Regions from separate parts of the Homo sapiens genome. Here region 1 is linked to region 2. Evidence: chromatin loops called from intact Hi-C (ENCODE). Cell type or tissue: PC-9. All regions are shown on one strand. Links, peaks and the distances in the headings refer to the core of each region. The heading gives the core; the rest is flanking DNA.

Region 1 (15,979 bases), core at 7,613-10,112, 53 kb after region 2:
GGCTTTATTTCTTTTTCTAATATGGGGTGGTTCCATGGCAATCAGGGATTCAAGTTTCTGGAAGCTTTTAGCTCTATTTGGCCAAGAATGTGGCCATTGTACTCAGCATTCAAGATGGCAGCTAGTGCTCCAGCCATCACATCCATATTCTAGGCAGAAGTTTAGAGGAAGAGGTTAAACATGGTGGAAAAAAGAGTCAATGCCAGCTGCCTTTTCAGAAAGTTTCTCAGAAGCTGCCACCACAACACTTTCGCTTTTATTTCATTGTTCAGTACTCAGTTGCATGGCCATATCTACCTGCAAGAGAGCCTGGGAAATGTCCTTTTGCGGCGGGGGTGGGGGGGCACATTTATGCTCTAAATAAAACTGGAGGTTTTGTTAATAATGATGGGGAATATAGATACTTGGGTAGGCAACTATCAATCTCCATCACATGTTTCCTGCTCAAAAACCTTCTATGGTTCCCCAGTATTTATGTCAGGGATTATTACTACACAAATAATGAAGTTATTTGTGTATTTGAAACACTTTGGAAACTTTTTCAAAGGCATATGCTTGGGCTTCAATCCCTGAAATTGGGTAGATCTGGGTAGAGGTTTGTTGTTGATGCTTCAGGCGCCAACCACAGCCTTTTTTTTTTTTTTTTTTTTTTGTGAGATGGAGTCTTGCTCTGTCCCCTAGGCTGGAGTGCAGTGGTGCGATCTCAGCTCACTGCAAGCTCCATCTCCCGGGTTCATGCCATTCTCCTGCCTCAGCCTCCGAAGTAGCTGGGATTACAGGTGCCTGCCACCACGCCTGGATAATTTTTTCTATTTTTTAATAGAGATGGGATTTCACTGTGTTAGCCAGGATGGTCTTGATCTCCTGACCTTGTGATCCACCTGCCTCGGCCTCCCAAAGTGTTGGGATTACAGGCGTGAGCCACCGTGCCCAGCTGCCAACCATCGCTTTCACCACCATTGCAAGCCTGAGTTCTGAATGACTTGAGGAAACCACTTGAGGCAAGTGAGGAACAAAAGTTCACCTTCATTCTTGATTAGGCTGCTTGGAGAACGCAGCTTTTAGGTGTACTGGCTAATCGGGCTTTTTAATGAAGCCACCCTTGAATTAGACTTATCTGGTTGCAGAGTGAGGCCACCATGTGCTTTGCTGTGGGGAGGACCTTTGCCTTTGATGCCATGGCAGGATTAGCTCAGAGCACAAATGTTCGCAGTAGGCAGGTCCCCAGGGACTGAGCCACCCACGCTGTTTCCTCTTCCCAAATCCATCGGTCAGATGAGTTGTACCTATTTCCCATTTCCCTCCTGAGGCAAGGCATGAGTAAGGAGTGGGGCAAGCGGCTAGGAGGGTTATCCTGGGAAAGCTGAGAATCAAGGAACAATGTGAAAATCTCTAACCTGTTTTGTAAAGCCCAAGTTACTTTGCAAAGCATCTGAGCACTTTTGTGACCTGCCTGGGATCTGTAGTTCTGCTTTATGTCTTTCTTCTTCATATTCTCTCTGTGCCAACATCTTCCTTCCTCAGTGCCTTTGCTCTTGCTGTCTTCCTGCCTGGAGGACACTTCCTTTTTAACTATGCACATTAGACCCCAACCCCATTTCAAAGTCCAGAGCCAATGTCTTATTCTCCATCAATCCCATTATACCAAATCCATCTCTCTTTGCTCTTGTTCCCATGGCACCTCATTTATGCCACTCACGCTATCTTCTCATTCTTTACCTATGCCTCCATGCAGACAGACATGACACGTTGCTTAGTAGGGAAAGCAACAGGAAGGAGGCTTGCATGAAAGGAGGTAGGGCAGCTGGAAGGCAGGGAATGGAGGGAGGGAGAAACGTGGGGCTGCAAAGTGACTGTCCCCTCCAGACCAGACCTGTGCTCTCTGCTCACCACACCCTGCCACACACCCTGACTACATCAGCTGCCTGGCCCTTATAGGTGTTGGTCTTGTGATTGGTGTTCTACAGCCTCCCCTGGAGGTGGCTGAGGCCACTTAGCCTGCTCCAGAGACTGAGAAATGCCCTTGTATGGATCAGCTCATTGTTTGCAAACAATGCCCTTAGTCTTCCTGTAACCTGCACTCAGTGGCCCCTGTCCTATCTCTTGGGCGTTGCACAGATTATACTGACTGCCTCTTGCATGTGACAGTCCCTTTGACATTTAAAGTTTGATGTGTCACCATTGTTTCCATCTCCTCTCAAAAGTCAACATATCATATCTATCGGTTGTTTTTATAAGTGATGTTAATAAATGATGTTTTGACTGATTGTTAAATGCCAGCTATGAGCTTTTAGCAAGTGAAGTAGGCCCAGGGAAGCAGAGGCAAATCAGAAAGTCAGAATTGTATGGGCATTTTAGAAATCTTTAGGCTAGGGATAATAGACAGCCTCATGTGCTCATTTTGATAAATGGAGAGTGGCTGCTTAGAGCACAGGGTTGCTGTCTGGGTTCACTGGGAAAGGTGCTGGGATGGATTAGTAAAGGGTGGTAGGGGGAGGTCAGTCATTCGCCATCCTTGATTGTACCCAATTTCAAAGGCTCAGAGATGTAGACAGAGTCCCAACTGGAGGAAGGAACAGAATGGGATCGAGAATTCCTGATTTCTATTCTTAAGTTTTCTTCTTCCTTCTGACCAAACTGCCTCATTGTTGTTGGTGTCTTCCAGGGAAATTCAGATTATCAAGACTTCAGATTGTTGTTGTTGTTCTCTCATTTTCTTACCTCCTAGCTGTCTCAACTACCTCCTCCAGAAGCCGACTTTTACGTTAATCTGCCTGTGCATCTCCTTCCTCAGTTAAATAAAAAATAATCATCCTGCTTCTTCCACTGTCATTCTTTTTGGAAAGCACAATAATCAGTCTTTAATGAGCTTGTGACTCTGAACCGAGGTATAATAATTCCAGTGACTCTGCAGCTTCCGTGGATGGAAATATATTTATTTTAGAAGCTGATGACCTGTGGGAAAAGGCTATTATTCTAAATACCATGATGAGGTCATGGGAGTTGGTAGAGGGCTTGGGGAGAGGGGAAGAGAGGGAAGAGAACCAGTGAAATTAGAATTGCTTATGAATGAAAATAGACTGCTTTCTATTCTGAGCAAGAGATCCTACTTTTGTGATTTTTTTAGGGATATTGAAGCAAAATGTACAGAGATGGGAGAAGTTTCTTGAGCCTGGCTCAACCCTTTGCCTAGAGTTCCATTAGGTAACATGAAAGATGGTTGGTGAGGTCAGCCTTAGGTCCTAGGATGGACTAGAGGGTGCTAGGAGCAGGAAATGGGATGATTGGTGAACATGCTTCACATTGTATCTTAGACTTTCTTCCCATATTGAAATTTTTCATAAAATACTATACTTTTTAATTATATAAAAGGTAGAGAAACAAAAACAAACAAAAATGCTTAGTTATCCATAATCCCACCCCAGTCGTTACCGCTAAGCAGATACAGTATGTGTACACACACACATGTATACATACACACATATATGTGTATATATATTATACATACACACGTATATGTGTATATATATTATACATATACACATATATGTGTACATGTATACATGTGCATTTTGTAAGATGGGAATCTTCTAGACATACTCTTCTTCTTTAACTTTTCAATTTATCATATATTGTGATCATCTTTCGTGGTCAAGAAATACAGATATGTGATGTTGTATTGGACTTTCATTGATTGTTCTCTGAACAACTATTCCAACTTTGTAATTTCTTAACAGAACACAGAATTTCGAAGCCAGACGGTTTGCGAGAGTCATCCTACCTTAGTTCCAGGGTGCACTTTGATTAGCTTTGCCAATCAGCTTATCTTATTACCTACACCTTGGCAATTGGTTCAGGATGGACACTTGACCTATTTTGGACCAAAGAGGAAACATTTGCTGAGGACTTCTGAGATAGAAAGTTTCTCTCTCTTTTATGGAAGCTTCTGGAATGGGTACTTTTTCTTGCTTTGGGTGGTATGCCATAAGCAGGTGGGGTAGGAAGTTCAGTGGTTATTGTTACTAACAGGAAAAGGAATAGTTGAGGCCGAAGCAACACAGAGCAGAGTTGCGGAGTGGAGAGTATGGCAGAAAACATGAATCAGAGCCCACACTCCCTCAGGAACCTCTGGGTCAAACCATGCCTGAGATCTGGTCCCCCTCTAGGCATTTCAGTTAAATGAGCCAATCTATTTAAGGATATTTGAGTTAGATTTTCTGTTACTAGCAACCCAAAGCAACCAAAGTAATACAACCATTCAAATATTGGAATAGTATTCTTTCATATATGTGTGCTGTAAGTATTTTCATGCATACCATCCAATTTGATATTTAAGTAGTCTTCTTATGAGTTAAGTAAGTATCTGTTTGGCAAGTGCAGAACTAATGCCCAGAGAGACCGATGGACCTATCCAAGGTCCCTGACCTGTCTACCATCATGCAGCCAGTTAATGGCAGAATTAGGTTTTCTGATTTTTGAGCAGAACCTTTTCTAATCAAGCAGAGAGATTAGGGTCCAGTGAATAGAATGGTTCTAAAGGATGAGACCACATTATTAGGTTAACAGTAAGGGTATAAAAGGGACTTGTCATGTGAATCAGTTGCAATCTAAGATGTAAGACATGAAAAGGTTTAGAGATTAGGCCAGCAGTTCTCAAAGTGTAGACTGGGGAGGTCTTTTCAGGAGGTTTGTAAGGTCAAAACTCTTTTCATAATAATGTTAAAATGATATTTTCTGTTTCATTGTCAATCTCCGCAAGTGTACAGTGGAGTGTTCCAGAGGTTACATGACACGTAACACACAACAGACTAAATGCAGAGGGAAATGTGAGAACTCAGCTGTCTTCCAAAAAACCAGACACTAAAGGGATTTGCAGAAATTTCAAACAATGCCACTGCCTCACTATAGACAGATCCAACTCAAACAAAACCTGTTTGAATCTTTAATATTTTTAAGGTGTTTTGAGACTAAAAAGTTTGAGAACCACTGGATTAAAGAATAAATACGATTTTCAATTAAATTTCTTTCAGAAGACCCATTCAAGAAAGTCTAGTTTTCCTGTTGGCTTCTAACACCTGGACTCAAGGCACAAAATATAATGTGAATTGGAAATTAGGCAATTGAGAGGTAACAGAATCAATATGGTTTAAACCAATTTGTACTACTTTGGCCAAAAGTTCACTTTGGGATCTAATGAATTTGTTGTCTATGTTAAAGAAATTGATGAGAAACTGGCCATCTCTGTTCATTGCTTTGCAGTTTGTAGACACCCAAAGCCACTAGAGTTCTGTGTAGTGAGAGGTCTCACTCTCTCTCACTGATACAGCACACATCTGTCAGGTTTTCTGGGAGCAAGCAACAGAAGCTGACTCTGGCCGATTGGGCAGAGAAGGAATTTATCAAAAGGATATTGAGAGCTCTCAGAATCGTCAGGAGAGGTGGAGAGCAAGGTCTGAAGGTAAACTTAAGGAGCAATGAAAACACCGCTCCGTAGAACTAGATTGACAGAGGGACCATTGCCCCTACTGTTGTCCCACTAAGCCATAGAAGAAACCACCACTATTGCTATGCCAAGATCTCATCCTTGCAAACATTGTCACCCCAAAAGTCAGACCTCTTGCTGCCATCCTTGCCAGCACAATGGATCCCCTGGAAAGTCTCTTTCCTTGAGTTGCTCTCTTAGAATCAAGGTCTTATAGGAGTGTGTCTGATTGTCCCAGCCTTGGACACACTTTCATCCAGTCTGAAAGGGAGGCCCAGATTTGATTGGAGTCTTCTGGGTTTTGCTTTGGAGTAGTAGGATCCACAGGGCTAAAACTATTCCAAACACAGCAAAGGCATTTAACAGGAGCTGAGAGGTCAGAAAATAGGACTGACGTTTGCCGCATATAGTGTATGAAGTCACAGAGTTACAGTTATGCAGAAAGTTTCAGAGTCAGGCAGAATTGGGAGTCAGTTTCAGAGTTAGGGTCCTGGCTTTATGGCTGCTAGCAGCTGTGAGATCTGAGGCAAGTCAAACTCTCAAAGCCTTAATGGTATCACCTGCCTCCTTGGGAAGATGTGAGGGTTAATTTCCTGGGTGCAATAATGTGTAACATAATATTATGTGTACGTAGTAGGAACCCAATAAATGGTAGCCATGAATATTATTAATTTTCAGACTCTGCCATAGACACTGCTCTCTAAAGGGGTAAGGAGGAATCAGGCACAAGGAGGCCAAGGGGCTTGACTATAATTTAAGCAACAACTCATGTCAGGATATGCTTCTGAACTCACTGATTCTGGGTTCAGCTCCTATCCCAGTTCCTGAGCTTCATTACCTCCTCGTGCAATCAAAAGGTGGCAGAAGTGACTGGGCACAGTGGCTCACACCTGTAATCCCAGCAATTCAGGAGGCTGAGGCAGGTGGATCACTTGAGGCCAGAATTTCAAGACCAGCCTGGCCAACATGGCAAAACAACATCTCTACTAAAAATACAAAAATTAGCCAAATGTGGTGGTGTGTGCCTGTAATCCGAGCTACTTGGGAGGCTGAGGCATGAGAATCACTTGAGCTTGGGAGGTGGAGGTTGGAGTGAGCGGAGATTGCGCCACTGCACTCCAGCCTGGGCAACAGAGTGAGACCCTGTCTGCAAAAAAAAAAAAAAAAAAAAAAAAAAAAAATGGCAGAAATAATAGAGTAATAAAGAAGTAATCCACATCAGTTGGTTATTTTAGGGTAGGAAGATTTAAGGTGAGTTTTACTTATCTTCCTTATTCTTTTCTGTGTTGTTTGAAAATTTACTGAGTACATAGTATTGAAAATAATGTTAAAAATTTAAAATTAGCAGTAAAGCTGTTTTTATCCCAGGAACAACCATCTGTCTCAATTTGGGTTTTCCTCAAAGCTGAGCCTGAGACAGAGATTTGGGAGCAGGTAAAAGGTGATCTAAGTCTCAATCCTGGTTCTCCAATGTGCACTAAAGGGGTTAATCTATGTGAGCATTTTCCAAATGTAGATCAGTGATCAAGAGATTGCTACCAGGGATTACCCAAACAACAGCGTCCATAGTGAAATGAGTTTGGGAGATGCAGGGACAAACAAAGGCTTCTTTACTGTGCGACTTCTCGGGAACTTCCCTCTGGTAATGCATATTGAGAGTCTCGGAGAGGGACTCACACAACCAGCCCTCCTTTTTATCCCAAGGGGACTTTGCAGGATTAATATTCTGGTGAGCACACTTTGGGAAATGTTGGATGATCTCAGAGGCCACTTCAGGCTATAAATTTGGTGATTTCTATGATCTCATCTAATCTTTTCCCCAAGTAAGCAAGAGGAGAAACTGTGGTCAAAATCACTCATCAAAACCAAGTAGCCAGTTATTGGCAGAACTGGGGCTCAAACTCAAATCTTTTGAGCCCCCATTTTTTCCCCACTAAACACAGGGTAAAGAAGGCAGGTGTTATGAATTGAATTGTGTCTCCTCAAAAAGATATATTGATGTCCTACTCCCTCGTACCTCAGAATGTGACCTTATTTAGAAATAGGGCCTTTATAGAGGTAATCAAGTTAAAATGAGATCATTAGGGTGGGCTCTAATCCAAAATGGCTGGTTTCCTTATAAGAAGAAGGGCAGGTACGGTGGCTCACGCCTATAATCCCAGCACTTTGGGAGGTTGAAGCGGGCGGATCACTTGAGCTCAGGAGTTCGAGACCGGCCTGGGCAACATGGTGGAACTCTCACTATGAAAACCACAAAAAATTAACCAGATATGGTGGTGTGTGCCTGTGGTTCCAGCTACTCAGGAGGCTGAGGTGGGAGGATCGCTTGAGCCTGGGAGGTGGAGGTTGCAGTGAGCTGAGAGTGCACCACTGCATTCCAACCTGGGTGACACAGTGAGACCCTGTCTCAAACAAAACAAAACAAAAAACAAAAACAAACACTGTGGGGGGGAAATTTGGATACAGAGGTAGACATGCACAGAGGTAAAGCAGGGAGAATGCCAAGCAGAAACAGTGCAGAGCCTGGAGTGATCCTGTCTCACAACGCCTGGTGCTACCAGAAGCTGGAAGAGGCAAGGAAGGATCTTTTCCCTACAGGTTTCTGAGAAGCATGGCCCCACCAACACTTAGGTCTTGGACTTCCAGCCTCCAGAACTGTGAGACAACACATTGCTGTTGTTCTAAGTCACCAGTCTGTGGTACTTCATTATGGCAGCCCTAGGAAACTAATCCAGCAAATATGACTCTGTGCTCCTTTTAAGCCAGACCCAAGTCTGAAGTCTGAGCAGAGCAGTTCATAGTCTGCCTGCTGGGAAAGCTGCTGGCCTCCACCCTGGGGAGACAGTGCTTCTGTTCCACAGCTAGGAACAAGGAGAGTCTCCACCCTCACTTTAGACCTGGTCTCCCTGCTCTTCTCTCCTCTGCCTTGGAGGCCCATAAGCCTTTTAAAAACAAGCAGAACCCTTAATGTCCACTTTTCCTTGTGTGTGGGCAGGGCTGTTTCCTTGTGCTGGGCTGCTGGGCCATGGAATGTGACCTCTCTCTGTGGAAAGAGCCCAGAGCGAGCATTGCCAGCAGAGTTGGCAGGTACCGAGCTACCCAGGGTGCAGACACCTGTTGCTTGAATCTATTTGTGGAAACCTCCTGAGTGCTCACTGCCTACAGGAAGGGCTTGGGCTGCTCACCAGATGAGTCACTTCTGCATTGTCATAAGAAGACTTTACAGTTAAGTGCCCATCCCAGGTTCCCAGGGCCGCAGGAGCACACCAACTGATTTAGTGCCTGGACTGACTTTATAAGACAGACTGGGCATCCCCATTTTACTGATGAAGAAACTGAGGCCCAGGCGAATGAAGGGATTTACCCAGGGTAATAAAATTAGTTGACACAACTGAGACAAAGGAGCTGCATATGGGAAGAACTGGATGCTTACATGATAAAATCTAGGTGCAGGGGGCTGGGTACCTGAGGGGGCAGTAGGAGAGGCAACTCCCCAAGGGAAGCGCTGAGAAATGGGAGACTGGAGGGCCAAGAGGCCTCGGCTTTGGAATCAGAGCCAGGTTTGCATCCAGGTTCTGCCAAATACTAGCTGTGCAACTGGGTGAGTTGCTCTCCATGCCTCAGTTTATCTGATAAAGAAAATAGTTATGCCTCCTTTGTGGGTTGTTCTGACCATTAGATGAGAGGATACATGTATTTAAGTTGGTGTCTGGTATCTGTGAATCATTCCCTAACTCACTAGTATTATTATCGTGGTAGTGATTAGCAGCCTCTAATTACCCTGTGCCTTTGCCTGGAGCTGACCTGCGGCTGTGGCCTCTTCTGAGGTGGGAGGGGCCTGACAGGGGCAGGGAGTGGTTGGTCAGGGAAATGGGCCAGGAGAGGCCCTCCACAGCTGTTGGGAACTGGAGAGCCATCAGGAACCAAGCCCTCAGAGGTGATTTCTGTTGCTAACTTTAAGGGCCTGTGAACAAAACAAATAAAACCTGGTGGGAAGTTTTTCAAAATGTTCTCAGGTGCTGCCAAGCCTCAATATGTTTTCTGAGCCACACCAAGGCAGCCTCATCCCCCACTCCCTGTAGAGGCAAGGGACTGTGACCCTTTCAGGGTAACAATGCATATGAGCAATGTAGCAACTTGGGCAGTACTTGTTCTTTTTCCCCTAAGGAGGCCCGTGGCTCTCACTCATGCACTCTTCATGCTGAGCTGCACCCAGTGGCAAAGAAACAGGGCTAGGGTAAAATGAGGTCCAGGAGGTCAGCTCTGCTGAAGGTGAATATTAACTGTGGAGCCCCTCAGGTGTTGAATAAGAGGGCAAATTTCCAGACGCTTCACTCTTTTCTCATAGAAGCATCTATTCCCTGCCTATCCCCCAGCATAGATCTGACAGTGACTCTTCTCTGCTGAAATCTTCCATGGCTCCCTATTGCCCATACCCTATGGGATGAAGTTGAAATTTCTTATCCTGGCATTCGAGGGCTTTGAGGATCTGGCCTCAGTCTACTTCTGAAGCCTGTCCCTTGTTGGGTTCCACATGAACCCAAACTCCAGCCATACCCAGGACTTGCAGTTCTCCAAATGCACCCATAAATTCTACCCCACTGTGTCTTTGCTTTTGCCTGCAGGACAGGCTGGTGTAATGGAGACATGGTAGGTGCTCAATACATGTTTGCTGAATTGGTCATACTTTATTTTATCATCTTGTCATGTTTAAAGACAATTCCTGACAAAACTGTGAGCAAAATAAAATGGCTATTTTAAGCCACTACGTTTTAAGGTAATTTGTTGCACAACAACAGGGAATCAGAGCATCAAATTAATTTAGTTTTTAAAAAATGACCTAGGTATTAGTCATCCAGTATTAAAGACGGGAGACAAGTCTTGATTTTAAAAATGAGATAAGCTTCATCACCGAGCTTTTTGATGACAGAATGCTCAATTCACAGGGAGAGTACACTCAATATCAGCTTTGACAGGGAGAGAAAAGTGAGAGCAGGCGACTGCAGCAATGGTGGCATTTAATCTGCTATGCCCTGCCTTTGTCCTGAGGTGTTGGGCTGGGACCTCTCAGTCTCTCTATGCCGAAGCTGCTGGCTATTTTCATTTCCTGCAGGAGATGCCATGATGAAAACAAGATACTTAGAAATAAATGAAATGAATTAGCTCAGGAAGTCTTTTCTAGCACAGGACCAAAAAGTCTGTCTTGGGATGGAGACCCATACTAATTATTCTAGAAACAAGAAAACTGCTCGCTTGCTCTCTTTCTTTCTCTTTCTTTCTTTCTTTCATTCTTTCTCTCCCTCTCTCCCTCCCTCCCTCCTTTCTTTCCCTTTCTTTCTCTTTCTTTCTTTCATTCTTTCTCTCCCTCCCTCCCTCCTTTCTTTCTTTCTTTCTCTTTCTTTCTTTCTTTCTTTCCTTCCTTCCTTCCTTCCTTCCTTCCTTCCTTCCTTCCTTCCTTCTTCCTTTCATCTTCTCTCTCTCTCTCACTTGCTGCAACTTCCATCTCCTGGATTCAAGAGATTCTTGTGCCTCAGCCTCCCAAGTATCTGGGATTAAAGGCATGTGCCACCATGCTGGCTAATTTTTGTATATTTAGTAGAGATGGGGGTCTCACCGTGTTGGCCACGCTGGTCTCAAACTCCTGGCCTCAAGTGATCTGCCTGCCTTGGCCTCCCAAAGTGTTGGGATTACAGGTGTGAGCCCCTGTGCCTGGCCTCCTTCTATTTTTCAGTGATTAAAAGTATCTAAGTGGCAAAGCAGGCTATAAACATGACCGTGTGAGGCCAGAGTCCCCTCACCAGGGTAAAGTCTGTTTCATCCTCCTGTTCTTTCAGATCCCTGGGATAAGTTTTGCTAGGATACCCATTAACTCTTCATTGGTATCTGCTAAAGATCAAATTATTCCCCATCCCCTTCCCCCACCCAAATATTTTCAAGTTCTAACCTGAAATGTGATTGTATTAGGAGATGGGGCTTTTAGGAGGTAATTACCTTAATTAAGGTTGAATGAGGGCTTAAAGGTGAGGTCCTAATCCAATAGCATTTGTTGCTTTATAAGAAGTGAGAGAGAGGAGAGACATCCCTCTCTCCCTCTGCCTGAGCACACTGAGGATAGTCTGTGTGAGGACCTGGTGAGAAGGCAGCCTTCTGGAGGCCAGAAAAGAGCCCTCACTAGGAACCTTGATCCTGGGCTTCCAGTCACCAGAACTGAGAGAAATCATTTCCACTGTTTAAGCCACCTAGTCTATGCCATTTTGTTATGGCAGCCTGAGCAGGGTAATATGGCCTCCCATTTCCATTTGGCCTTTTGGTAGTCCATTCCTTATACAATAGCCAGAGGGTCTTTTACAATTATAAAGTCAGCTTCTATCCATTGGCTTCCCACAGCAAAAGGAATTTCATTTGGATTCCTTACTCTGACCTATGAGACCCCAAATGATCTGGCCCTTGTTCACCTCTCAACCTCATCTCCTAATTTCTTCCTCCAAAATTCCCTGTCCTGCAGCCATATTGCTATTTTCGTTTGTTTGTTTCTGCCTCAGGACCTTTGTACTTGCTGTTCCTTCCTGAAATTATGTTCTCCAGAGTATCTCATGACCCAGCTCAACTGGAGCCTGCTCAGAGAGGGCTTCCCTGTCCATCTAATAGTCACTATCTATGATAATCACCTCATTTAATAGCCTTCCTAGCATTTAACAGTATCTGATATTATCTTAGGTATTTGTGAACTTGTCTATGTTCCCTACTAGAAGGTAAGTGGCATGAAGGCAGGATGCCTGGCTGTCTCATTAATGCCTATATCCCAATGCCTAGGGTGACAGCAGGCAGTAGGAAGCTTTCGTCTTTGGTGGATGAATGAATGGCTGAAGCCCTTGTTTCTTACCACTTATCCTCATCTGTTCAGTGCCTATCCATCCTTCACTACCTGTCTAAACCCCACCGCCTTAGACCTATATAAGTCCTTCCTTTTTTGACTCCTCCTAGCAAGTACTTCATAGCTCTGATAGACTTTTCTTTTTTTAATGAAAACAGTTTGTTTACTGAAATATGCTATGTATACATGTTTAAGCCCCAATTTCTCTACCAAGTTCAGTTTGTGTCTAGGATCCAGACATGGTCAAGGGCAGTAACATGTTGCTGCTTTTGCAGCTTTGCTCTGCCGCATTTACTTTTTGTTCTGATTTTCCCACAAGCTTTTGCCTCCCTGGATATAAAAGTTTGTTGTCTAAAGCCAGGAGTGGTGGCGGGCACCTGTGGTCTCAGCTACCCGAGAGGCTGAGCTGGGAGGATTACTTGAGTCCAGGAGTTCAAGGCTGCAGTGAGAGCCATGGTGCTCTGATACACTTTTATCTTACTCTGCCATATGTTTGGATTTTATGGGTTTTGTGTGTCCCTCCCTGCCCTACTGTAATCTTTTTGAGGACAAGGACTGGGCTTTACTCATGGCTATATTTCGTGGTTCCCCCCCACCAAAACCCTGCCATCCAGATTGCATAGAATGCAGGGAGCTTTATTCTCCTCCAGCATCTTCAGGGTAGAGATGCAAGTTTTGGGAAGGTAGATTTCACACCTAGTGAATTCTCAAACAGACAAGCAATTGTTAAGGCAAGAGATTGTTGAGTCAGGCTATTGTTTGATCTCCTCTAAATGTATATTCTCAGCAGAACCAAAGAAATTATGGAAGAATCAGGAGAGCTGCGAACGTTGCAAAATTCCATGCTATCAATGAAATGTAGTTTCTGATCTTCGCACAATTGCTCTTCTAAGCTAGGCCTGAACAATATTCTGAGACTCTCTTTTACTAGAATAATTCCACCTAAGAATAGTAAGCATTAAAGTCAAGAGTTAGAGCTAGACGGGAAATAATCCAGCCTGATTCTCCTCAAGAAGAGAAGAGGAATGTGAGGCTTCAAAATAGTCGTATTCAACATCAAACAGAGAGCAGGGGCGAATGTGGGATGCCCACAAGAGGAATCTGAGGCTTCAAAGAGTCATACTGAACATCAAACAGAGATCAGGGGCGAATGTGGGATGCCCGCAGAGGCCTCCTGACCCTGTGCCAGGGCTCCTACCATCCAGGGTTAGTCCCTTTGTGCTAGCCACACTCCTGATGCTGTCATATAACACTTTTCTACCCGTAAACTTCAAGTTTCAATTCTTTATGCATCCTCGCTGATGGAATGGGGACCCGCCTCCATGGCCTGATTTCAAGGACATCAGAAAAGTTCTCCTCCTACTGTCCACCCCAGTCTTCTACCCTGCCCTGTGCCTGAAATTGCGCCATTAGAGACAAGCCATTTTATGTTTTTCTCTAGACCAAAGGTTGCAACCCCAAATGCTTATAAGGATAAAGCAGGTCATATAAATGGTGAGTTTGCACAGGTGGGACTGTGGGGTACTGAGGGGCACAGGCCATGTCTCCAGGGCCTAAAGGGGCAGCTGCCACTCCACCTCGGCCCAGAGGGACTGTGTCTTCTGTGTTTTCAAGGGGAGCCAGAAATGTATGTGTGTGTCTTTTTAAATTTGAACTCTTCTGAATTTTAAACATTGTCAACACATTTTCAAAAATTAATGTACTATCTGGCCAAAACCGAACCAAACCAAAAGAAAACCTCTGCAAGGTGGATTTACTCTTTCACATATGTGTGTAAAGCCATGTATAGATTCTTTCCAATAGCAGTTTGGGACATGAGCTGATAGACATCAAAGAAATAAAGTATTTTCCCAGGGATCTGCATGGAAAGCCGGGTTTGAGTGGTATGCACAGGGCCCTCTGCAGGGTAATGGGAGTGAGATGCCAAGGGTGCAAAATGTAAGAAGGTGCTTGCTTTCAGGATGGACCCTGAACTTGCATGACCCAGAGGGTGAGCACCTCCTTAAATTTTGTGCCCGGTGCAGTGGCTCACTCCTGTAATCTTAGCACTTTGGGAGGCCAAGGCAGGCAGATCACTCAAGCTCAGGAGTTTGAGACCAGCCTGGGCAACATAGTGAGACCCCTATCTCTACTAAAAATGCAAAAAAAAAAAAAAAAAAAAAAGAAAATCAGCTGGTCATGGGCGCCACTTGTAATCCCAACTACTTGGGAGGCTGAGGCAGGAGAATTGCTTGAACTTGGGAGGTGGAGGTTGCAGTGAGCTGAGATGGAGCCACCGCACTCCAGCCTGGGTAACAGAGGGATACTCTGGGATACTCTGTCTCCAAAAAAAAAAAAAAAAAAGAGAGAGAGAGAGAAAAGAAAGAAAGAAAGAAAGAAAAAATTGTGCTTCACTGGCCTCAGCCTACTCCCAGCCCTGATTGTGGAGGGTGAGGAGGGCAGGGGGAGGGCCAGGTGAGTTGGGAGAACCATACCTAGGGGTCAGATTGAGTGCAGTATGAGGTAGTGTGAAGATGAAGTGGTGTGAAGGCCAGTTTTGCAGGGTGCATGCTTCTGCTGTGACTTCCCTGCGGCGGAGGAAGCTGGGCACAGTGCGTCCTGTGCTTACAGCTTCACTGTTTGCTTCCCTGATATTTCCACACCCTCTGGAAGTCTTGACTCAGTCGTGCCCCAAGTGACCTCAGTGGAAAGTGTGAGAAAGCAAGGAGCAGCAGTTGTTTTTATCCCCAAACCAAGCAAGGAAAACAGTTGTTGACATAATGCCTGACTATCAGCTCTCTGCTCTGCTGACTGTCCAGGGCCCTGGAGCTGCTGCAGACCACTCGTGGTGCATGGGGCCGTGGGTGTTAGTTGATCCAGAGGTGCTAGGAGTGCAGCATCAGTCTCTGCCTCCTGTGAACCACTCCCCACCCCCCATCCCTAGGAGGAGGGCAGGCTTGTGACCCTGGTGGTGCTGTCCTGGTTAACTCTGAGGATGGGGAGGCTGGGCCTTTGAGGAGCACTGGCCTCCCTGCCTCTGGAGTGGAGCTTGGCAGGAAGCTGGAGGGGCAAGATTCTGAGCAGTTCCTCCTGCTGCCTCTTTGGCTCTGCAGCCAAACGCCTGTGGTTTCAGCCTAGTGTTGGGGACAGCTGGGTTTGTTTTGGTGTTCAAACCGGGACATAGGGGGAACATGGTTTTAACATCAAAAAAATAAATTGTTTTTAAGAGAGGGAGAGAAGGCTTCCAGCAGGAGCTCTTGAAGGCTTCTAACCCCGCTTGCTCCCCCTGATGTCAGAGAATAAATGCCTGACAGGAGCCAGCAGTTAGCAAGCAGCCCTGCAGATATTATAGGCAATGTTGTAGGAGTGGGACCAATTACCCCTAAGATGTTGGGAGGGTCCACATAGCCTGGGCACAGGGATCCTAGGGACTCCCTCATTTACCCCGACCCTTGCTGCAAGTTGCTTGCTGTTATTGATACCTGCAGCAGGTGTCTGGGCCGGCAGATCCTGTGGGGGCTTCTGCTAGGGCCAGTGGGGAGGAGAGAAATGTGACAGCTGTCTGCAAATGTTGGATGTTGGAGAAGCTGTCATTGGAAAGGGAGCAATAGGCATCTCTGGGGCCCCAGAATATGTAATTAGGA
Region 2 (15,979 bases), core at 5,480-7,979:
GACTGCTTAAATTTTGAATCTAGTCTCTACCATCTATGAATTGATTCTGAGAAAGTCATTTAATTTCTCTAAGACTTAGTCTTTTTCAACTGTATAATGGGGATAATAATAATATTGTTCTCAGAGGTTGTCACAACGGTTAAGTGCAACAATGCTTGTAGAGTTACAAGTACAAAGGCTGGCTCATGGTAAACACTGTCTAACTTGGGATGTTTTTCGTTGCAGCTCATCAAACCTCCAGCTCAAAGTGGCATAAAAAAGAATGTGTAATAGCTTTATTTAGAAAGAAGTTCTGGAAGAGGATGTCTTCAAGGTTGGTTAAATAAGTGCCTCAGTGGTGTCATCAAGGACCTGGGATTCCCCATATTTCTGTTTTGTGATCCTGTGCATTGGCTCCAACCTTAGGCTGATAGCAGGATGACTACATCACTTCCAGGCATCACATCTAGATGTGTTAGTGTTAGTGTCCAGAGGAAGAAGAATGATGTCTCTTCTGAGACTCTCTATTTGAAATGAAACTTTTTTTGTAGAATCCCATTAGCAAATATGTGCTTATGTCTCATTGGCCAGAATTGGGTCACATGCCTGTTGTGACCAATCACTGGTAGGCAGCATTTGACCAATAGAACTCACCCTGGAGTTGGGGGCTGCAGTCAGTTTCACCTGAGGCTACATGGAGGGAAGTTGATTGAGGTTCTATTAGGAAGGAAGAAGGCTGATATGGATGCTGGCTAGGCATCTGACAAAAATCTCCAGAAAAATAAATAAATTTCACTATTATTATTTTTATTATTACTGTTATTCTCATCACTTTCTTGTTTGGACTGCTTGCTCTCCCAGTCTCTTTCCTGTTCTGATAGTCTGTGACTCTGATCTTACTCAGCATTCTCAGTGTGGGCTGGGCTAATTTGGTCCCTGCATCTTCTGATGAGAGGGCAGCTGAAATGTACCATTTCTGCTTCCAACTTTCTTTTCCCTCTTACAAACACTTCAGGTGGAAGAGCCAAACATTCCCAGGTGTGCTGAGCTACTAAGAACCAGCCAAAGGAAATTAATTTCAAGATTCCAGCCTGTCACTCACAACAGTGAGTTGTGTAACTGAGCGGAGGAGACAGTTGATTATGTGCCAAAGCATCTGCCTTTTCAGTTGTACATATGGGAAGCCTTTCTCTATTCAAGATGGCAAGTCCATCTCAAATAGTGTTTTGCATTGCAGGGTGGTAGATCTGAACATTTCTAGTTCATTTGGCTAACTCCTCTGTGTTTTATGGTTACAGATTACATAGTTGATACATTTTTTTCAAAGAAGAACCAGTGTGGATAGATTGGTGAAAAACCACTCCCATTTTTGGAGAAACAACCTGTCTTAGTCTGTTTTGCACTGCTATAACAGAATATCACAGACTGGGTAATTTATAAAGAACAAAGATTTATTTTTTATGGTTTTGGAGGCTGGGAAGTCCAAGATCAAGGGGCCTGAATCTGGTGAGGCCCTCCTTGTTGTATTATCTCATGGTGGAAGTGGAAAGGGCAAGAGAACATACACAAGAGAGGGGAAGGGGGACAAACTCATCCAATTATCAGGAACCTGCTTCCATAATAACAAACCCACTTCCTGGATAATGGCATTAATCCTTGCATGAGGGCAGAGCCCACATGACCTAATCACCTCTTAAAAGTCCCACCTCTCAACACTGTTGCATGAGGAATTAAGTTTTCAAATTTCCAGCATATGAACTTTCAAGCCATAACACAACCCCAAACATAATAGCATGCCATTTAGGGATTGGGAAAATATTCCTCACTTACATGGGACAATCAATTATTTTTTGCATCCCAATCCTGAAGCATAGCTTAAGTCTACATCCATAATTGATTTGATTTTTTTCTTTTTAATTTATTTTTGGCTTTAGGCCATAACAAAGGCTGCTTGTGGAGACGATGCCACAGACCACTTCTCTCTGTCGCAAGTAGTCAGCTCATTCAACCACTGGCAACCCCTCATCCACTGGTCAATTGGCCTGGGTCAAGTAAAAGTGATGTGTTTGGTATTGAGGGTATATATGAGCCTATTGCCTCATAGTGTAGATAACAATTCCTTCCAACAGTCAGGTTAGACCCTGCTGTCTGATGTCATAAACTCCCAGGCAAGTGGCAGATATTCAGCACCATGGGAGTTCTCTCAAGAACCAGTCAGGAAGTCTCTGGAATCTGGCAAAGTGAATTATGGTTCATTGAGTAAGATGTTCATCACCCTCTTCTTAGAAATAAATTCCATTTGCATCATCAGGGAGTCATAGACTCTTAGAGCTTGAAGTAACTTTGGACATTATGTGTTTAAATATTTTTGCAGCCAAGTCCATGGGGAAGGCCTAATTTGTGTCCTGCTGCAGGGACTCTGACACAGAAATTCTGTTTATATGAAGTCCCTGTAGGCCTTCTAGGAGAACCAGTGGGGAACATGTTGGCACTGACTGTTGCTCTAGGCTAAATTTCTTCAACCAAAGTGGACAACAAGAGTTGCCCTTTAAGTCTTGTACTGAACTGACTCTAAGTTTGAGTCTAATTCTTGGATAGTCTGTTAGAGAAGGGGTAATTTTGGATTCAACACTTTCTGCATCTTGCCCTCTGTTTCAATCCCAAAGAAATCTCTCTGAAGTTCCTAGAAGAGGGAACATGGTAAAAAAATTACATGTGTGAGTCAAATAAAAGAATCATCGTGCCAGACTGCAAGACATTGAGAACACAGGGAAACTCTTCTTGGGAGTTTGAAAAGAGGTGGGTTTTTTGATTGTAGGAGTGGAGGCATGATAAAAACCAAGTTGGAAGGGGGAAAAAGAGAAGGAGCAAGGGCCACTTGTGAGATAGAGAGCTTGCTTGAGTGACAAGTTAAGACTTGCCTTAAGGGTAACAGTAAACATGGTGGCTTGGAAAGCCTAGAACCAGCAACTGGCACAAGAGAATGTCAGTGGCCAGTAAAGAGGTGGTCATGTGAACTGAGCTTATCCAGTCTGTCTCCCTCTCCTAGGACCTTGAATCTTGGGAAGATTGGTTGGCCTTCATTTATTCCAGCCATGGCGTCTTGATATTGTCAGTTTGGAGAGCTTCTCAGCATTCTCTCTCTCTCCCTCTCTCTCTCTTTGGTTAGAGTTGAGTTCTGTTGATTGCATTTAAATTGCCCTAACAGTTACAGGGTCCCTTTGCCAATTAACTAATTGCAAAATGAACAGACACCCAGGAGCAAGTTTGGCAATTTAGAGAGCTTGAGCCCTGAAGCCACGAGTTCATCCCTGTTCTGCAGCTTGGATATTACCAAGCACAGCTGTATGATCAGGCTATTGGGTGATGGAAACATGTCAATAGTGAATGCCTGACGCTTTGCTGCAGGTGGAAGACACAGATGGTTAGCTCTTATGACAGTTTTCCTTGTCAGAAATCATTGTTCTCTTTTTTGTCTCAATATGACCCGTGCCAGCAGAAGGAGGGCTCTGGGAGTCAGCACAGCTGGGAACCAGTACTATCTGATCGTGGGCAAGTTGCTCTACCTCTCTGCAGTCAGTTTCCTCACCTATAAACCAGTGAAACAATACATAACAACCCGACATATAAAGCTAAGAACAGCAGGATTGCACTGCTGCCAGAGGATGCTGGTGGGTGGAATCCTGTCTACTCAGGAAGGATTCCTGTACACTTTCCTGCTACCTCCTCTTTTGGTCCTTGAGGTTCTTCTGGGGAACCCTCAAGGTCTGAGGCACACCCTTTGATGACTACATGGCTAGATGATCTGTAAGGGACTTTCTAGCCTACGAGTCTATTAATTTATTTTACAAAACAGTCACATTTCCATAGTTCCTCCTCTTCATCCCCTCCCTACTGCATAAGCCTCAGCACTGCACACATACAAACTTTATGCACACAGGGAGGAAGAAAATGAGCAGTTTTTGTGTTCAGCGCTTGCAGATGGGACCTTCTGTGTTTCCAGAGATGGCTAGGATCATTGACAAGATGCTAAGGAGCCACAAATAGGTCCAGTGCAATGTCCTTCTGCAAAAGCGAAGCCTGAGCCCTTTTCGGGACACCCATGCCACTAGTCAGGCTTTCCAGGACTTCATGGCTCTGAATCAGAATTTCAGAGGTGCAAGAAGTTCTGAAAGCCTCCAGTCCCTACAGCCCATGCCCGGAAATCCTAGGATAGTATACTTCTCTGAGAGCGTCCTGACCTCTCAGATCTATTTATAATATTGGTATTTAAAGGTGTACAAGAGATGTCAGCATTTCTACTCTATTCACTCATACTCCTTCCCAAAGATTCTTCCCTCCTCTCTAAGACAGCCTTCGAATCCTTGCTAAAGAGATGCCTAATACAGCCACATTTTGTACCAGTAGATTCCTCCCCACTGCCTGACAGCCACTGCTGATAGGTCTAGGAGTGACCACTTGACCAATCAATTCCTCTCTATTGGGACACAGAGCCTCTGTCATTTAGATGCTGACAGACATGAAGCTGTGAGGGGGTATGTCTTTGGGACAGCTGCCATGTTGAGCCATGTGCAATAGAGAAAATTGGCATGCCAAGAAGAGAATGTAGTAGATACACAAAATGAAGGTAGATATAGAGAACATGGGAATGGGTAGGGGCAGAGGAGAAAAGGGCAGAGAGAGAGAGAGAGAGAGAGAGAGAGAGAGAGAGAGAGAGAGAGAACTTTCTGATATTGTTCTCATTCCACAAGACCCTGTAATCTTCTACATTTACCTGTCTTTAGAGTCACCTGAATCCCTCCATCATGCCAGAATTTTTTTTTTTTTTTTTTTTTTTTTTTGAGACGGAGTCTCGCTCTGTCGCCCAGGCCGGACTGCGGACTGCAGTGGCGCAATCTCGGCTCACTGCAAGCTCCGCTTCCTGGGTTCACGCCATTCTCCTGCCTCAGCCTCCCGAGTAGCTGGGACTACACAGAATTTTTATTAAAGTAGCCAGAATAGACTGTTCCTGGAAACCAGGCAATCTTTAATTAAGACCAAAGATTTAATGAAACAAGTCATGGCACCATCTACCCTGAAAGAGCTCATGTATCTCTTCATTCACTCAACTGATATTTACCTAACCTAGAAGTGGCAACACTGTGGGTACCAGCATGAAGGATACAGTGATGAACAAATATTTAGGGATTTGAAATAATTTCAAGTGTGGAATGGCCTGGCTGGGTAAGGAAATGGAAGACGACTTATTTGAAAGACAGTGATAAGGAGGAGGAATTAGACCTGCTGTGTTAGCCCCAGAGGGCATAGGAAAACTTGGATGGGTAGAAATAAAAAGGGGGCAGATTTGGCCTCAACATAGAAGAGAGCTTGCTAGCAGTTTGACACTGTCTGAAGATGGAACCACTTGACTTGAGAGTTGAGTTTCTCCTACCACGGGGCTGAATGACCAGTTTTCATGAGCTTTGTAGGGTAGATGCAAGCATTAGATGAAGGTTTAGATGGGATGACCTTTAAGATTCTGCCCCAAACCCTTGAATTCACATTTCATCTTGGGTCCACATGGTCTTTGTAATTTTAGGCCAGTTATTTAACTTCTATAGGCCTGTTTTATCACCTTTGAAAAGTGGGATGGGAAACTCTTGCACTGTTTTAAGGAATGAATTATGTGGCACTTAGTAAGTGCCTGGTGTGGGGAAGAAGAAATTCAGTAAATGAATGTTTCCTTTACTCTTCTCTGTTATAGGTGAGGGTTTTCTTTTTATGAAATGCTGCTCTCAACTGCTGCCACCGCTTCAGGGATTTTATTTGCTTTAAGCAATTGTAGTCTATGAAGATGATAGAGTTTGTGTCTTATTCACCTTACTTAGCATAGGGTAGTGCCCAAAAAGGGCCTTCATAAATGGAGATATGATTTACTATGGAGCCTTAGCTAACAATCGCCACACTGAAATATGTATGAGGAATGCATCTCTTCTCTACCCTTTACTTTTTAAAGTTTTTAATTTTAATTTTATTTATTTATTTTTGAGACAGGGTCTCGCTCTGTATCTCAAGCCGGAGTGCAGTGGTGCGATCTCAGTTCACTGCAACCTCCTCCTCCCAGGTTCATGCGATTCTTCTGCCTCAGCCTCATGAGTAGGTGGGATTACAGGCGCCCGCCACCACGCCCAGCTAATTTTTGTATTTTTAGTAGAGACAGGGTCTCACCATGTTGGCCAGGTTGGTCTTGACCTTCTGAGCTCAAGTGATCCGCCCGCCTCGGCCTCCCAAAGTGCTGGGATTATATGCGTGAGCCACTACACCCAGCCACTTGTCTACATTTTAAGCTTAAACACCGAGTCACAGGTAAACACACATGTACCCACACACACGCATGCATATGCGTGTGGACTGCAACTAAGACAATGCACACAGCATGCAGGTAGATATGCACAGACTTTCACTCCCCCCTCCCCATAATTAAGAAGATAGAAGAAGAATTGGCTTGTGGAATGAGTCACAGAGGCAGCCAGGATGAAGGGCAGGATTCAGCATCCCCAGGGAATCTTTATTTATAGTCCTGGCTGCTGGAGAGGGGGCTGGAATTATTCCTAAAGAGTTTCAGTGATGGAGTGATAACCAAAAGATGTCATTCCCACCGTCGTGCTTACAGGCAGGCGCCTGTTGCTGCTGGAGCCAGCAGAAGCGCTGTGTCACTCCAGAGCTGTGGTTCATGGGAGGAGCCAAGCTGACTGCATTCCAGCTGGTCCATCGTCAGTCACTGGGCCCCTTTCCCCGGTGAACAGACAATCTCTACGCTAATCCGAGCAAATCCTCCCAACCCCAAACAAACAGAAACCTCTGGGACAGCAGAGGCCACTGATTGCAGAGGATGCAGCTTAGATTCAAAATGATACAGTCTAATCCGTTGGTCCCACAGCTCTGCCTCTGTCAACAGTGTGGTTTCTGTAACAAGCAGAGAAAGTGGCATGAGGAATATGCAGTAGCAGACCCGACCTGCCTCACCCAGGGCCGGGGTGAGGATGTAAGGAGGCAGCTGGCTCTTTGCTGGGTTTTGAGCGACATCAGAAAAGTCTAGGGGGCATGAGCAGTAAGTTCCTTGGGTACAGGCTGTCTGTCTTATCCACTCTGGCACTCCTGGCACCAAGCACAGAGAAGATGTTAGTTGATAAATGGATACATGCATGATCTATTCAATATTGCAGTGTGTGAAGACCCCACAGTTCTGGTTCTTGAGTGTGATACATGATACATGATAGAAAAGAAAGAACATTTTTTAGGGAGCTAAGCAGACTAGGACTCCAATCCTGTCACTTCCTGTAGAAGACCTTGCACAGGTCACCTAATCTCTCCAAGCCTCAGTTTGCTTACTTGTAAAATGGAGACTCCCTAACACCTGCTATGTTTTGGGAATCATGGTAAGGATTAAAGATGGTGAAATAGGTTACTTCACCTTATTATATGTGCTACCTGGGGGAAATGAGGTATTGTTATCAGCCAATAACACATTAGCTGAATTAATCAGACAGATTGCACGCGGAAAACAGGGAATCCAGAACTGCCTGAGATGGTCTGGTTTATTGGCTCCTTATTTCCCAGCCTCCCTCCTTGGACTGGAGCCCTACTCTGAGTGGGAGTTCTCTTCTCAGTTGGCTCAAGTGTGTTCCTGGAGCTTTGTTCCCATCTGGGGCAGGAGGCCCCTTGAACTGGATCCCAGCTGCCCAGTGCAAACCCTGTGCTCAGCCCTCATGTGCTTTCCTGTTAGTCCTTGACCCTTACCTTGGCTCCTGGCCCTGACATAGCCTAGGTAACAGCTGCTGCTCATCTCTGGACCCGACTGATTCAAGAGGGCAACTGTAGGACTGCTGGGCCTGGCGTCCCGGACTGTCGGAGCTGCCTGAGACTGCCTCGGCATTTGGTCCTCTGATTCTTGGGCCTCGTTCAGCCCTGGAGTCCTGACAAGACCAAGCTGAAGAGACCTGAACCTGTTTTTCTAGGTTTCAGAGCACCTAATCTGGCACTTGAAACTCAGGTTGTTCCCAGAAGAGGTCAGAAAACAGGAAGTAAGGCTCGGGAGAGAAGGAAGAATCAGGAAGTGGATTTCAAGAGCATTCACTCCAGCTGCCATCAAAACATCACTTCCTAGACTGAGAGAATAAAGTAGTAGTTATTAAAAGCCCAGGCTTTTCAACTAAAGAGATCTGAGCTTAAAGCCTGCCTCTGTCGTTTGTGAACTGAGCAGCCCTGGGCACGCTGCACCTTCTTTCTGAGCTTTGGATTCCTTACTTATAAAGTGGGGTTAGGGACAGTACCTACCTTATGGGGCTGAGAGCATTGAGAGACATAATGGGTGCAAAGTGCTGAGCACAATGCCTGGTGCACAGTAGGGAGTCCATAAAATAGTGGCTATGATGACTGTGATTTAATGATTTTTGTGACCACTGCCCTAGTGGCTGCTCAGAGTCATCAGAAGGACCCAATGAGATATGAGATATGAAAGTGTTTAGAAGGAGGCTGGAGAGCATGACGCCAACATGGAGTACTGAAATTATTATTTTCTCGGTTTTTGACATTTGCCAACTGATGTGCTGTTGCACCCAAAGATTGGGTGCACGGCAACCAGAGGGCATGAAGGACTTCTCCAGAGCTGGCTCCCGGCATGACCTTCCCATCTGGTGCAGTGGGAGGGAAGAGGCTTGGACAGAGTTCTCCTATTGTCCCCGGGTCTTCTGAGGTCATCAGCTTTGCTCAGTTCTAGCTTAGCAGAGTGGTTTACAAAGGGTGGAGGGGAGACACAGGGGACCGGGAGCTGAAACTTTATTTGCTAAGTGTTTTTCAGAGCGCACGGCTCTGAGAAGGCGAAAAGGGGCAGGCAACAAGCCTTGATTTATGAACTGAGGCTCCCATTCCAGAAAACACATCATCAGTCCTTTTAGTAAAGAGCTTCAACCAGAGGGGCTGCCCTTCTGACTGCAGGCCTGAGTCCCACGACTGCTCTCAAAGGCAACTCCTTTTTGTGCACCCCTTAGGGGAAGAAAATCTGGAGAACAAATTCTGGGCCCTTGGTAGGGATGGGAACCTGCTCTCTGATGGCCAGGCAAGTACCTGAAACACAAGCGCCAGGCCCCTAACGGTGAAAGGGAGGAGTGGTAGAGTTCATAACAAAATGACTTTACTGTCAGCTGGTCATACATAGAGTCCAGAAGAAGGGACAAATCGTCCTTTACTTTTTACTTATAGCACCAACAGACCCCACAGAGGCGGATTCCACTCAGCCACATGTTCAGTTCTTCCCCAGCATTCCAACACAGAGCCACTCTAACAGAATCTCAGGATGCCACCTTTCACAAATGGTATGTGTCGCCCATACTTACCATTCTCCCCATCTTCTTTTTCACAGAACTGTATCTGCAGCAGTATGCTAAGATGGACCCCCCTCTGCTGAATCTAGGGAATGAGCCATGTTTGGTCTGGCTCAGAAATGACAATTTCATTCCCATTCACCAGTGATTGGGTTAGGGATGGTCATGTGGTTTAGTTCTGGCAAATGGGATCTGAGTCAAAGTCTTCTGGAATCTTCTGAAAATATTTTGCTCCTGGATAAGAAAGAGACATAGGAGGAGAAATCCCATTCTCTCTCTTTCTTCTTTTGCATGTCATGAGGATGTGGTGCTTGGCAGCCATCCTGCCACTGTGAGGAGAAAGCCAAAAACATGGCACAGAAGCCGATGCAGAGCCTTGACATTGTTGAGCCACAATCTAACCATGCCAACTTGTAGACTTTTTTAAAATGAAGTAATAAAAGTCCTTATTGTTTTGTTTTGTTTTGTTTTTGAGACAGAGTCTTGCTCTGTCCCCCAGCTGGGGTGCAGTGGCGTGATCTCAGTTCACTGTAACCTCTGTCTCCTGAGTTCAAGCGATTCTCCTGCCTCAGCCTCGTGAGTAGCTGGGATTACAGGTATGCACCACCATTTCTGCTTAATTTTTGTATTTTTAGTAGAGATGGGGTTTTACCATGTTGGCCAGGCTGGTCACGAACTCCTGACCTCAAGTGATCCGCCCACCTCAGCCTCCCAAAGTGTTGGGATTACGGGCGTGAGCCACCATGCCCGGCCCTTGTTGTTTAAGCAACTTTTAGTCACGTATGCTGTTCCATCTATACCAAAGCATCTGAACAAATATATCAGGGAAACCTCTTCTCAGTTGACCCTCCCTTTTTCTTCTCCTTTCCCTGCTTTAATTCAGGGGACTCAAACCTGGATGCCTGCAGGGACCAGAGCAGAACTATGCAAAACTGGAACTTGTGTGGCACAAGGAAGGCGAATTAGAGAGGGTGTGCCCCTTGTGAAGGGGCTGATGCTGGTTATTGAGCTCCAGCTGGTTCTGGCTGTGCAGGAATCCTATCCAGCTGTGGCTGGATATTTTTATTTTTCAGGAGAAACTGGAAAACTGGAGTTTTAGTGGACTCTCTCAATTTAGAAATGCATGTTGAAATTTTAAAGTAAGATACTGTATATGAACCAAACTGATGTATCCATGCACTAGGTATGGTCTCAGGGTCATATATTTGTGACTTGGGTTTAACTCCAGAGTTTCATTTTTCCTTGAGCTTGGTCCTTAAGGCTGTCGGTGACTTATTTCAGATTTTGCTCTTGGGTAGGAGCTGCGGTTGTGGGCTTGAGTTTTGTGGGAGTGGGGAATAGAGGAGGGGAGAAAAGAGAATAAAAGGATATAACTGTGTCCTGACATTAAGGTAGGACATCTGCAAGCCAACAAGCTTTTATCCTGCAGGATAAACCTTCTCTTAGTATAAGTCCTGTGCATGATTTTACTGAAAAGGCCACTGTTGTTTTCTCCACCATGAATTATGTTACCAAAGCCCCCTTCTCTTATCTAAATGCCAGTGTGGCTCAGGCTCTAAGAATCGGGGTGGAGGGGACCTATACCACCAAACGACCATGAAGCTAGGAGTTTTGATGCAATTTCCCAGGAAATTGCCATCCTGTTTGACTTAATTAGTGCTGTGAAGACACCAGTTTTGTCTAGGAGCACGAATTCTCAGTTCTCATTTAGCCCAATAAATGTTCAGTTCTTTTCAGCTAAAGAAAATATCCCATGGAAAATACAAGGACATACCCTTTTCGTGCAAACTGCATTTGGGTACATGAATAAATTCAAACGGGGCCCTCTAGGGAAGGCCTGGACTGCTGTGGACATTTTAGACCTTTGTTAGACCAACTTTCCATGGACCTGAGGACTCTGACCCCCAAGGGGGCAAGTCCAGGCTCCTTGTCCCTGCATGACCCACACAGGTTGTTTAATTTAATTCTTCAGGCTGTTAAATTGGAAATCTTCATGTTTGCCTCCAGGTCATCAAATTAAAAATTTTCAGAGCTCCTTTGTTGCAAGACTTCAGAGAACAGCTAAAATGAACTTCATGCCATGTACTGTATACAGCCCAATGATGCCCCTTGATGACAAGAGGGAATGAGTCACCACCAGCTTCAGGGATTTGGAAGAAATGTCAATGAAGTCATGAATAATAGGTGCTGCACTGACACCTAAGAAGGTTAAGGTCAGGAATTAGTTGGCAGGGAAGAAAATTGTGAAGGAGGCCACCCACAGCTCTACAGAGCTTCAGTAGCTTGTGTCATCTGATTGGATAGTGGTGAGCTGGGATAGCCAAGAAAATAAGGAATTTATTTCATTTTGAAGAAAGAAAATATGTGTATGTTGGTGGTGGTGGGAGGTTCTTCCCAAGGGCAGAGAGGTGGACTTGATGGCTTTTGGAAGCCCCACCAAGCTTCAGGCCTTTATTGTGGCTCTAGGGGCTGGTATTAGAAATCAGTGGGTCTGAGCACTTCTCCAAGCATCCTGGGAATCTTCAGAGGGAATATTTTACAGAAAGGCAGAAACCAGTCTAGTTACCTCTAGAGAGAAGACCCCAATAGCCCAGAAGGGCTACAGAATGTTAGGTTGTGTTTCTGTTCCAGTATGAAGACACTATCAAGACAGTAAGTCGTCCAGAAGACATTTTCTGCCCTCTGCATAAAAAAACAAAGAGGTGGGGTTAAAAAGCTGATGGTTGTACTTCCACTGACCTTCCAATCAAATACTATTTTGGTGATTCATTCTGGGGGAATGAAGCAATGGATCATCATCAAAAAAAATGATGGAGTGCCTCATCATTTCATGGTATCTCCATTTGTTTTTCTGTCTAAATTAACCAGAAAAATTCCACTGGGGACAGGCCTGCACACTGTCTAGAGATGGAAGGAGGTGAAACCACCTCCACGATGGTCATTGCCATGGCTTTCACTCCTGTTGCCACCATCATCCAGTATATGTGTAGACTGAGGGGGCTCTGAGATGAGCACAATAACAACGAAAAGTCCTGTCATAGGCTGTCATAGTCAGGGTTTGTTGTTAGGGATCGGCACTTGGGGAAGGGAGAGGAAACAGGATTGAACAGAGGCAGAAGTTGAACTGTGATGTTTATTAGAGTTGTCCTCAGTGAGCTGAAAAGACTGAGCCTTTATCAGTGATTGGGTATGTGCTGTCAGGGAAGGGTACTCTCCTGGGCAAGGTGGCTCTCTGCAGCTGAGGCTGCCAAGCTCATGCTGACAGCTGGAGTGTCTGCTGATGGCACTTGCAGCAGCGGACTCAGTGGGTTCTTTCCTGAAGGAGGCTGGAGCCCTGCAACTCTGTGCCCTTCAAAAAGCCCAGATCTTGGGTATAAACCCAAAGGATTATAAATCATTCTGCTGTAAAGACACATGCATACTTATGTTTATTGCAGCACTATTTACAATACCAAGGACTTGGAACAAACCTAAATGCCTATCAATGATAGACTGGATAAAGAAAATGTGGCACATATACACTATGGAATACTATGCAGCCATAAAAAAGAATGAATTCATGTCCTTTGCAGGGACATGGATGAAGCTAGAAACCATCATTCTCCACAAACTAACACAGGAACAGAAAACCAAACACCGCATATTCTCACTCATAGGTGGGAGTTGAACAATGAGAACACATGGACATAGGGAGGGGAACATCACACACTGGGGCCTGTTTGGGGGTGGGGGGCAAGGGGAGGGAGAGCATTAGGACAAATATCTAATGCATGTGGGGCTTAAAACCTAGATGATGGGTTGATAGGTGCAGCAAACCACCACGGCACATGTATACCTATGTAACAAACCTGAACGTTTTGCACATGTATCCCAGAATTTTTTTTATAAAAGCCCAGATCTTGAATCCAAGGAAGGTTTTATTGCAGATTTCAGAGCCATGAAACTGCCTCTCAGGACCTTGGTCTATCTCTTGACCAAGCAGTCAGACAAAGCAAGTGAAATTTCTATGATGGTAGTGAGAGCCAGGCAAGACTGGCAAGACCTCAGGCTTATGATTCAGACAGACCTGGATTCAAAGTCCACACTCATACTCACCAGTTGCATGACTCTAGGCAATCACATCACCTTCTCTGAGCTCCATGTCCCTTTCTGTAAAATGGGGATAATAATAGTTTGCTGGTCCAGGGCCCACTTGTCTTCCCATAGTGTCTTTCCCTTCCCACCTCTGTTCTGTATCACAGGGATCTTATCTCTGCAAGCTGTAGCTCCCAGGCTCCTGCATCAGCTGGCTTCTAGCTGAGTTTGGCCAATGATATTTTGGGGACAAGAAGAAGCAGCTAGTTAGGGCATTTCTCCCTCCCTGCTTCAGGTGGTGTCCCCAGCAGCAGCTGCATCTCTGCAAGCAAGAGCACTCATTAACATAGACACACTCAAAAGGCCACATGTGCAATTTCTAACAATGTTGACGAGCCAGTGCCTTAATTATTTTATTATTTTAAAATAAGGTTATTTTATTTGATTAATCATGAGAGTATTTTAATCTTATAAGATTATTTTAGTTGATTAATCGTCACTCATGTAGAGGATATGATACAAGTTGGGCATTTTGATTAGGACATGAAAAAGCAATGTTGGAGTTTATCAAGTTTATCAAAGCTTATTGTCCTGCAGGATCCCTCATGAGTACATAAAGTAGTAGGGAAGGGCTCCAGGGTGTCAGAGAGGAACAGTAAGGCAGAGGAGGAGACCCTGCAGAGAGATGTTTAAATAGCATGTAAGTAAAAGTTGCCACCATCACAACTCTAAAGAGAACTATAACCTCAAAGTCATTCAAAATTGGCATTCAAAGACTGTCAAAACAGGGCTTCAATCTACTTTTAAAATTCTCTTTCTTAGACTTTGTATTGGGTTGAATAGCAGATCTCCAAAAGATACGTCTAAGTCCTAACCCCACCCCACCACCCCAGTACCTGTGAATGTGACTTTAATGGAAATGGGGCTTTTGAAGATGTTAAGAATCTTGAGATGAGATGATTCTAGATTTAGGGTGGGCCCTAAGCTCAAGGAGTGTTGTCCTTATAAAATAAAAGAGAGGGAGAGTTGAGACATAAGGACACAGGGGAGGAGCTGCAAGCCAAGGAATTAGAATCACTAGAAGCTGGAAGAGGCAAAGGATGGAATCTCTTGTAGAGCCTCCACAGGAAGTGTGGCCCTGCTGACCCCTTGATTTTTAGACTTCTGCTCTCCAAAAGGAACCATGAGAGAATAAACTTCTGTTGCATTAAGTCATCGAGTTTGTGGTGCTTTGTTATGGGAGCCTTAGAGACCAATATAGACCCCAACTTCCAGTTATAATGGGCCACTGAGCTGTTTCCTGAATAGCCCAGCTGTTTGCTGACCTCGGGTTTTTAACCATGTTGCATTGGACACATTATTATATTTATATTTAATGCAAGCACAGTTAACTATTTAGTTGGCAAAAAATAACATGAATAGACTGAGGGAGGCTGAGAGCAGAGCAAATTGATGGCTAAGCTGCTAGGGACAGCTCTGTCTGCTTTTCCATGCTGAATGGTGAGTGCTGCCCTGCAGGTTGCAGGAAACATGGCCACAACTACTCCTCCTCACCTCTTCTATGGTCTTCCCACAGGATGAGCATCTCATCACAACATGTGTGAGTCCAATGTGGAAGATTTCATGGTTTTCATACAACTTGGCCCCTTAAAGCAAGCTCACGAATTCAGCTGAAGCAACAACAATTGATTTTGGGACTACAGGACACAGTGACTGTATTGGATTTCTTGAGAGACAGTGTCATTTTCCAACACAGTCTCTCATAAGGGATTTTCAAGGGAACTTTTGACTATCCTCTATTTATGACTTTTTTTGGCTTTATGCATTGATTTTAGAACACAAATGCTGAATAAGATTTGATTCCTTTGCGTTCACTTTGCTTAGAATCCCCCAGCATACTTTAACATGCCACTTTTTCCAACAACTTCTCCCTTCACACCCGGATTGGTGCTGAATTTCTAACTTCTTCAAAATTCCATAGCATTTCCCTCCATCACTCCCATGTATCTTCACTTACAGGAGTTTATACACACATCAGCTTCCCTTGCAGAATTTTTTGACATTGGGGGCTACATATCTTTGAATCTCCCATAGGCCAGTGGATCATTGAATGAATGGTTGGATGGATGGATGGATTTATTGATGTTTATAGATTTCAGAGAAAAATTAAATGGAATCTAATAGCTAAAGCAAAGAGAGCTTGTCTACATTTACACTGCCAGTGTGAGTCTTGATGCACAAACTGGGAATCAGATTGCCAGGTGATGCCACACTCTTGCAGATAGATGGCTTGCTTTCTCTGTGGACTTAAAATAAGTCAAGCGTGAGGCCACTCCTCTAAATCACTGGTACAGGGATGCGTCTATACTGCAACTCAGCCTAAGTGTCAGTTCCTCAGAGAACCCTTCCCTGTACCTCCGAGTCTAGATGAGTCTCCTTCCTCTCTGTTATATGCTATCATGGAATTCTCTTTTTTCCCTTCATAGCATTGTCACATTTTGAAACTATTTGTTTCTGTGACTTTTTGTTTACTGTCTTTTACACCCTCCAACCTCTTGGCTGAC

Evidence for each region. Peaks named below come from ENCODE experiments on the same cell type or tissue, not always from the same donor. Only the 100,000 strongest peaks of a DNase experiment are listed, where the experiment ranks them.
Region 1: it touches region 2 in a loop (4-fold over the local background); 3 of 110 quality-filtered maps call a loop at or near these places.

Annotation. Positions count from the first base shown.
Region 1 is chr5:159,819,267-159,835,245 of GRCh38, reverse strand. The region is part of intron 2 of LINC01847 (long intergenic non-protein coding RNA 1847); the gene reads left to right. Among named protein-coding and RNA genes, the nearest start is that of LINC01847, 44 kb to the left of the region's middle. In PC-9, for the core only: no CTCF peak of the experiment used is centred there; DNase peaks (open chromatin) are centred at 8,645 and 9,435; H3K27ac peaks cover 2,500 bases.
Region 2 is chr5:159,870,022-159,886,000 of GRCh38, reverse strand. LINC01847 (long intergenic non-protein coding RNA 1847) reads left to right here and starts at 14,617. Exons shown (of 3, transcript NR_109891.1): 1 at 14,617-15,979. It also overlaps a transcript of ADRA1B not described here. RefSeq lists an enhancer at 11,020-12,219. In PC-9, for the core only: no CTCF peak of the experiment used is centred there; a DNase peak (open chromatin) is centred at 6,710; H3K27ac peaks cover 827 bases.